2 separate regions of the Homo sapiens genome follow, and region 1 is linked to region 2. The links are chromatin contacts, found by Hi-C or POLR2A ChIA-PET in ENCODE. All regions are on one chromosome and are shown on one strand. The core of a region is the stretch at or near the end of the contact, and the rest is flanking DNA. Distances in the headings are between cores, read along the strand shown. Region 1 has its middle 48 kb from the start of NDUFV2. Region 2 has its middle 190 kb from the start of NDUFV2.

Region 1 (4,149 bases), core at 1,623-4,122, 140 kb after region 2:
GTGGAATAGGAAGTCCAGCAAACACTTTGGAAAGTGTAAGACAGGAGGTTGACAACAAGGGGAAGCACAGCAGTAGGGGCTGGGAGAAGGAGGGACTGGAAGACCAGGAAAATTGGGATTTTGGATGGCAGTGGCAGAATATGGTGAAACATGGTGGGCTTCATATCCACAAGTTAGTAATAAAAGGGGTAGAGCGATGACCTGTGACTATGCAAACTAGGGCCCCAGTGAATGTTTTGGGTCTAAATGACCTTGAAAGTCTACCACCTTCACTAGCTTTAGCTCAGGGTTGGGAATGGAATATGGAACAATGCCATATTATCTTATACCTGAGAAGCTCATTCCCTGGCTGTAAGGGAAGGAGAATTCATTCACTCTGAAAGCCTTCACCTTTTAATGGAACTAATAACTGCCATGGCAAAATGGAGAGCTGAGGCTTCTGAAGAATACTAAATGTCCCTACAATGTCTTAATGAACAAAGAGAAATATCCACGGTAACTCACAGCCACAGGATGGAAGATCTCCTAGTACTGGGATTCCCAACAGTTCTGACATAATTCTTTGCTGCCCTCACCATTTTTAGATACATTCTTGTTTGTCCACTCCCCCTTTTTCTCTGCTGAGTTAACATCTCAACAGTAAAGGTCCCTCATATTCTCCAAACATCAGGAGAAAAAAACATCCTTTCAATGTACTTTTCCTCTTCTTTTTCAGCAGGGAAACTGGTGCTATAGCTGCCCAACAGGTTCTTCTCACTTGCTGCCCAGATAAAACCAATGTATCAAGACAAGGGAATTGCAATAGAGAAAGGGTTCAAGATACATAGGGCCAGCTAAACAGGAGAGCAGAATTTTATTATTATTCAAATCAGCCTCTCCAAACATTCAGAGGCTAGGGTTTTTTCAAGATAGTTTGGTGGGCAGGGGGCTAGGGAATGGGTGCTGCTGATGGTTGGGGATGCAATCATAGGGATGTGGAAAATGGTCCTCATGCCCTGAGTCTGCTTCTGGGTGGGGGCCACAGGACCCATTGAGTCATAAGTCCAAATGGAGTCATCTTGGTCATCAGAAAAGCTAAAGTCTGAAAAGATATCTCCAAAGGCCAATATTAGGTTCTACAATAGTAGAGGTTATTTATAGGAGTAATTGGAGAAGTTACAAATCTTGTGACCACCAGAACAATGACTGGTTATTCTTTAACTATACCTACATCTTTGCAGAACTCAGATTCTTCTCATAACCCTAACCTTGTGGCCTTTCATTAGTTTTACTAAGGCAGTTTAATTTGGGGAGGGATATTATCATCCTTGCTTTAAGGATAGATTTCTCCCAAAGTTAGCTTGGCCCACACCCAGGAATGGAGGTTACAGGCAAGATGGAGTTGGTTAAGTCAGATCTCTTTCACTGCCATAGTATTCTCACTATTATAACTTTTGCAAAGGTGGTTTCAGAGATGTGCAATGGCATAATGGTTATGAACCCAGACTCCAGAGGCAGTCTGCTTGGATTTGAATCCTAGGATTTTCATCTAGCTGTGTGACCTCAGACAAGTGACTTAACGGCTCTGTGACTCCAAGTCTCCTGCTGTAAAATAGGGATGATAGCATCTTTTCTTGGTGATGCTGCGAGGAAAAGGAGTTAATATGTGTAAAGACATTTAGAAAGGCCCTGGCACACAGTAAATGTTAGTTACTGCTATAGAAGTTGCTGAATGAATGATTTCAACAATAGTCCATGTGGAACATGTAAACCAATTAAATATTTGTTCCTAAAGGAACAGAATATTTATAGACATATAGCCTATTTATTTTCTTCTATTGAGCAGCTGACAGTAATAGTGGATGTACATGTTTGTCTTCTTAATAGGAAAGAAGTAGGCTTAGGTTGACTGAGTGCCTACTGTTTGCTAGGCACAGTATAGATATCTTTTCACCTTATTCTCAAAACAAGCCTGAGAATTAGATATTTTATCCTCGTTTTTCTTAGGCAGAAACTTGCCCAAAGTTGCACATCTCGCTCCAAATCACAGTGCCTAGCAAGGTCTAGGCAGGAATTCAAGCCCATCTGACTACAACATACAATGTGTCAACACAGATGTCCACAACTTTGCTTTGTATGTAGCCACCTGAAAGAGAATGAATTAGAATAATTATTTTTGAGGGAGTTCAGTGCCATCAGGTGCCAAATTATTTATTTGCAATGCCAAATTGTATGGTTTTCTATTTAAACAGAGCTTTGGTCTAGGTGTAACTGTAATATTCTAGATAGAATATTACTTGTCTAGTGGCCTATCTCACAAGAAAATAAATAAATAAAATAAAAATATTGCTGGAATTTGAAGGATAAATCAATATAGATGCCTCAGAAAAGATGGGGTAGGGTGAGTGGAGTAATAATTTTGGGAAATGTAATGACCAGAAAATAAACTATCACTATTGCTGCATTTTGCTTTTGTCCAATATTCTCTTGGCATGTATGGACATGAACTACCATTCAGTGAAACTGACATGTTCTCTCTCCTTTGAGAAGGATCATGGAGGTTTCTGGTGCCATCGTTTTAAATGTTCCAAATAGAAGCAAACATCTACTGTTAGAAAAGTAAACCAAGTGAAGAAAAGAAAAGAAAATGACTTGCATTCTTTTGCATAGATATGGCTATATCAAGTAATTAGGGTTGTACTAAAGAGGTTGGGAATATATTTTATTTATTTGCTTATGTGACTTTTACTCATTATTTTCATTTTGTGGTGAGTAAAGGGAAAAATGTAGTAAGAACAAAATGACCTTTCCATTTTGTCCTAAAACCAAACAGGAAGAGGGAGTACTGCCATCTTTTGGTTACACAATATAATAATTTTAAATCGTTACACTTAACAACAGCCAGATGAATGCCAATATTAGTCATCACCAAATGAACAGAAACACTGACTTACCTGGCATGAGTTAGTTCCTTAGACTATTTCTTCATAATAGCTTTCTTCTGCAAAGTAATCACAGAGACTCCAAAATCTCATTTTTCTTTCAATTGTAGACAGAAAGAGAAAGTACTGGTGGGCTAAGTAGATTATCTTAAAGAGCACTGACAGTTCTAATATTTGTATTTAATGATTCTAAAGCATTCAGAGTAAACAAAGATAAAAGAGAACTTTTAATTACTAAAGTCAATTTCACAATTGCCCCAGGGGTGAAGAACTTGAGTGCAAGGCTGAACTTCCTTAGACCAAGGAAACACTATGGCAAAGCCTGCCAGGTATCCACTACAGGGCTTCATCTACACCAAGCAAGACAAAAAGTACAGCAAAAACACAATTGGAGCATTCCTGGAATGTTCTTTCTTTTTCTTTTCTTTTTTTTTTTTTTTTTCTTGTGAGAACAGAGTCTTGCTGTGTCACCTAGACTGGAGTGCGGTGGCACAATCTCAGCTCACTGCAACCTCCCCTTCCTGGGATCAAGCAATTCTCCTGCCTCAGCCTCCTGAGTAGCTGGGTGTACAGTCACCCGCCACCACGCCCGGCTAATTTTCGTATTTTTGGTAGAGATAGGGTTTTGCCATGTTGGCCAGGCTGGTCTCGAACTCCTGACCTCAGGTCATCTGCCCGCCTCGGCCTCTCAAAGTGCTGGGATTACAGGCGTGAGCCTCTGCGCCCGGCTGATTTTTTTTTAAGGAAATATGGTACTACAATAGAAGGAAACTAAAGAAGTTTATCAGAGTGTACTATAGAGGGCCGCCTCTCAGTGAGCTGAGTTGGCTGCAGGGAGGCCATAGACACTGTTGTTACAAGACACGTTTTATTAACAGCCATCCTGAAGAAAAGACTTTGAATAGGTTGAGGGTATATATTTTAAAGAGGAAACATTAATTTGAAAAGGAGAAGAATCTGGAAAGGAAATATAATCCCCTCAAATCCTGTCTAGATCCAGAGAAGCAGCTATCCAAATGAGGTTTTTTTAAGGCTCATCAGGGTGGCAGAAAATAGAATATAAAGCCCCGAAGGGGATCTTAAGATATTTGGAATAAAAGGGAAATATGGAAGTGTCATGGCAGTTGAGTGAAAGGAAGTGAACTGAACTTGACATTTATTTGGATAATATCACTTTTCTATATGCGCAGTACTGATATGTTTTTAAAAATAAAAGCACGAAATTTTT
Region 2 (4,065 bases), core at 604-3,103:
CAGAAGTTGCCCTATATAGTCTAAAAGGGGGAGGAACGCTCAGCTCTGGGAATTCCCTACTCCTTTCCTGGAAAACCCATGAATTGCCCACCCCTTATTTAGCATATAATAAAAACAAAAACCATAAGTATATTCAGTCAGGCAGTTCATACTGCTGTTCTATTGAGGAGGCATTCTTCTGTTTCTTTACTTCTCTAACAAACTTGCTTTCACTTTTAAACGAATTTAGTGTTCTTTGTTGAGGATGCTATATAAGCTGAAATCAAAGCCACTTCTTTGAGAACTACTCAATTTCTGAGTGACTCCAAGTGTATCTGAAACAAACATGTGAATAAACTTTTGGGTTTTTTTTCTTGTTACTCTGTCTTTTGTAATTGAAGTCTGTTCCAACTAAGAACCTATGGCTGTTACTATTTTTCTTCAGCATGATACAGGGGACCCACCAAGGAGAGGGCCACATGACACCACATGTGCTTCTCATCAGCCTTAGAATACTCTCCAGCTGGGACATATTCCTGTGTCTCATCTTTCCTACTAGACCAGAATTTGCCACATCTATTTTCTTTTTAGTCCACCCGACACACCTACCCTCCACCCCTCCACACATACACTACACATGTGCAAACATCTCTAATTAAATTAGACTATAGAGGGCTTTGGGATGGAGGGAGGTGCTAGGACCCCAAGCCCTGCTCTGCCTGTAAGCAGCAGTTCACTGACCCATTTGCTTTTCTGACAAATGTGACTTGATAACCCCTGAGAGCATCCAGCTCTAACAGTCTATAATCCAGTAAATTGCTACCCAAAATGATTCTGTTTCACAGGACTGTGTCCAGCCTATGTGCAGATTATCAACCCCCAGGTAGGCTCTGGGAAAGAAAAACTGACAGCCACCTACTTTGCAAACCCTGAGGCTGTGGTTTATATAAATAGGGACTGGTGTGACTTGAAAGCCTATATTCCTAAGGCCAGGCACAATGGCTCATGCTTGTAATCCCAGCAGTTTTGGAGGCCAAGGTGGGAGGATTGTTTGAGGCCAGGAGTTTGAGACCAGCCTGGGCAACATAGCCAGACCCCAGCTCTACAAAAATTAATTAAAATAAAGCATTAGCCAGGTGTGATGGTGTACACCTGAAATCCCAGCTACTTAGGAGGCGGAGGTAGGAGGATCACTTAGGCCCTTCAGTTTGAGGCTGCAGTAGGCTGTGATTGTATGACTGCACTCCAGGCTAGGTGACAGGATGAGACCTTGTCTCTAGAAAAAAAAAAAAAGAAGAAAATGTGTGTTTCCTGTCAGCAGCCTTTACCCAGAAATGTCATGAGATCGCCTCACTGGGCAGCAGACAAATTATATCAACTCTATCCATTACACAAATACTCCAGACCACAGGGTAGCAAAATATAAGAAAGATTTATTAAGGGAATAAAATATCCAAAAACTTAGACTTATGCCATGGCAAATCAAACCCTTTTCCTAAGTGCAGCTCACGTTTTTTCCAAAGCACTTTTTTGTGCCACCTCCATACTTCCTGGTGCCTTGACAGAGAAGCTACGTCCTAAACAGTTTCCTCAATTTGCAGTCCCTGGGGACTCCAGAGAGACGGCATTGACAACAGCATGTAATATTGATGCTCAAATCAATGTTTTAAACATTGAGCTCCAAAATGAATAAGACTAAGGAAAATAAGCAGCCCAATTTCTATTTCTTCAATCTTTGAGCAGGAGCAAACCAGACTTTTTGGCCAAATTCTTAGATTTTTAGCAGAGCAACAAGAATGTTGACACCTAACAACTTCTGAAGGACCTACGGAAATTGCTCAACAAGAGGGGACAAATGTGTGGGCTGTTCAGGTAACTTGAAGCCCTAGGGAGCACTTCCTCCTGCCACACCGGCAGGTTAAGAGCCTGTTTGTCACAGGCCAGGCCTCATTCATCATTACCCGGGTGCCGTCTCCTGACATCAGTGAGTTTTCGGCCCCTTGACAGCACCTGTCTGGCAGCCTGGGCTATCAGCTGCTCTCCTGTCGCTCTGGCTGAGCACAGGGGACAGCCTTGGCCCAGCCCTGTGGAATCTTCCAGTCCACGCCCTCCTCCTCCTGGCAGCCCGGCACACACACACAACCTCGAGGGGACAAATGAGCAGTCAGTTTAGTTTCTCTGCATTCAATGGGAGGGCACCAGATGGAAGGCCACAGAATGCACCAAGCCAGGGTCTTTGCGGGGAGGTGGGCTGTTGGGGGGCTGTCACCATAACAACAGGAAAAGCACTGCTGAAGTTTCTATTTTGGTGCTGCCACTAATTACTACGAATATTTCATTCGGCCCTGTGATCAGCCATCCCCAGAGCCGCCTGTTACCGGCAGATGGCTTGTTTTCTTCTCTCTAGAAAGTTAGCCAAAGACCACAGTTGTGTTTGGTTGTTTCATTCTTTTTTAAAACACTGAGTGGCTTAAGAATGCTTTGTTTTTGCATTTTATTGTAAAAGTCAGATACCTCTAGATTTTCTCCAAACAAACACTATTCTGGGAAATAAAAGGCAGGCCTAGTAGCATTGACTAATTTAGTGTTTAAATATATGTATGAGTGAGAAAAAGGATAGTTACGCCCTTATGAGTAGAAATACTTAGCAGATCTGACAAGTATATCCATATGGGGTTATTTTTAGAAGTTCAACTTTCCCCATTCTTTTTTTTTATTTTTTAAGAGTTAAGGTCTCGTTCTGTTTCCCAGACTAGAATGCAGTGCCACAATCGTAGCTCATTGCAGCCTTGAACTCCTGGGCTCAAGTGATCTTCCTTCCTTAGCCTCCCTAGTAGCTGGGACTACAGGTGTGAGCCACTACATCCAGCTAAATTTTTTTATTGAGATGAGTTCCAGCTATTTTGCCTAGGGTAGTCTCGAACTCTTGGTTTCAAGAGATCCTCCAGCCTTGGTCTCCCCAAATGCTAGGATTATAGGCATCAGCCACCACACTCAGCCTTCCTATTTATACACTAAAAATTTTAAGTGAAACCCTGTCTCTACTAGAAATGCAAAAATTAGCTGGGCATGGTGGTGCATGCCTGTAATCCCAGCTACTCAGAATAAGGGAGGAGACCACCCCTCATATTGTCTTATCCCCAATTTCTGCCTCCAAAGAAAGAAGAAGTAAAGACTAAAAGGCAGAAATGAAATCCACAAGCAGATAGCCCGGCGCCACACCCTGGGCCTGGTAGTTAAAGATAGACCCCTGACCTAATCGGTTATGTTATCTATAGATTACAGACATTGTATAGAAAAGCACTGTGAAAATCCCTATCCTGTTCTGTTCTGTTCTAATTATTGGTGCATGCAGCCCCCAGTCACGTACCCCATGCTTGCTCAATCAATCATGACCCTCCCACACGGACCCCCTTAGAGTTGTGAGCCCTTAAAAGGGACAGGAATTTCTCACTCAGGGAGCTCGGTTGTTGGAAACGTGAGTCTTGCCGAAGCTCCCAGCTGAATAAAGCCCTTCCTTCTTTAACTCGGTGTCTGAGGGATTTTGTCTGTGGCTTCTCCTGCTACATTTCTTGGTTCCCTGACCAGGAAGCGAGGTGATTAACAGATGGTCAAGGCAGCCCCTTAGGCAGCTTAGGCCTGCCCTGTGGAGCATCCCTGAGGGGGACTCTGGCCAGCTTGAGCAACATGGATCCTGAGAGCGCTCCTGGGTAGGCAATTGCCCCAGTGGAACACCTTGCCAGAGGAGCACGTGGCAGGCCCCCATGGAGGATCAACGCAGTGGCTGAACACCGGGAAGGAACTGGCACTTGGAGTCCAGACATCTAAAACTTGGTAAGACTAGTCTTTGGAACTTGCCCACTCCATTTGGGTGGAAAGGTGACCTGATCACCTACGGCGTGCCTGTACCAGCACTTTGGTTTTTGTTTTTGACTTGACTTGGATTACTTGATACTTTGGTTTTGGTTTTGACCTGGCTTGGATTTCTTGATACTCCGATTTTGGTTTTGATTCTGGTTTGGTGTAAACTGTAAAAGTGTGTGTGCCCTTTTCACCCGTTCTTTGTTTTGTGGTGTGTGTGTGGTG

Evidence for each region. Hi-C counts contacts between places; a loop is a spot of excess contacts on that map. ChIA-PET counts read pairs that join two places held with the same protein, here RNA polymerase II (POLR2A). Pooled maps may share reads with other maps.
Region 1: a loop to region 2 is called in a pooled map, with 4 times the contacts of the local background. The contact joins two enhancer-like sites. A Hi-C loop is called at or near these places in 1 of 168 maps with a recorded cell type or tissue (OCI-LY7), 9 of 37 single-sample maps with no recorded cell type and 4 of 50 pooled maps. POLR2A ChIA-PET finds 5 or more read pairs at or near these places in 1 of 52 experiments (OCI-LY7).

The regions. Positions count from the first base shown.
Region 1 is chr18:9,052,604-9,056,752 of GRCh38, forward strand. No RefSeq gene overlaps it. Among named protein-coding and RNA genes, the nearest start is that of NDUFV2, 48 kb to the right of the region's middle. RefSeq lists a silencer at 2,867-2,976. Within about 2 kb of position 2,873, at least 3 of the 41 ENCODE cell types and tissues checked have a DNase peak (open chromatin) inside an H3K27ac peak, as active enhancers do.
Region 2 is chr18:8,910,563-8,914,627 of GRCh38, forward strand. No RefSeq gene overlaps it. Among named protein-coding and RNA genes, the nearest start is that of NDUFV2, 190 kb to the right of the region's middle. Within about 2 kb of position 1,854, at least 6 of the 41 ENCODE cell types and tissues checked have a DNase peak (open chromatin) inside an H3K27ac peak, as active enhancers do.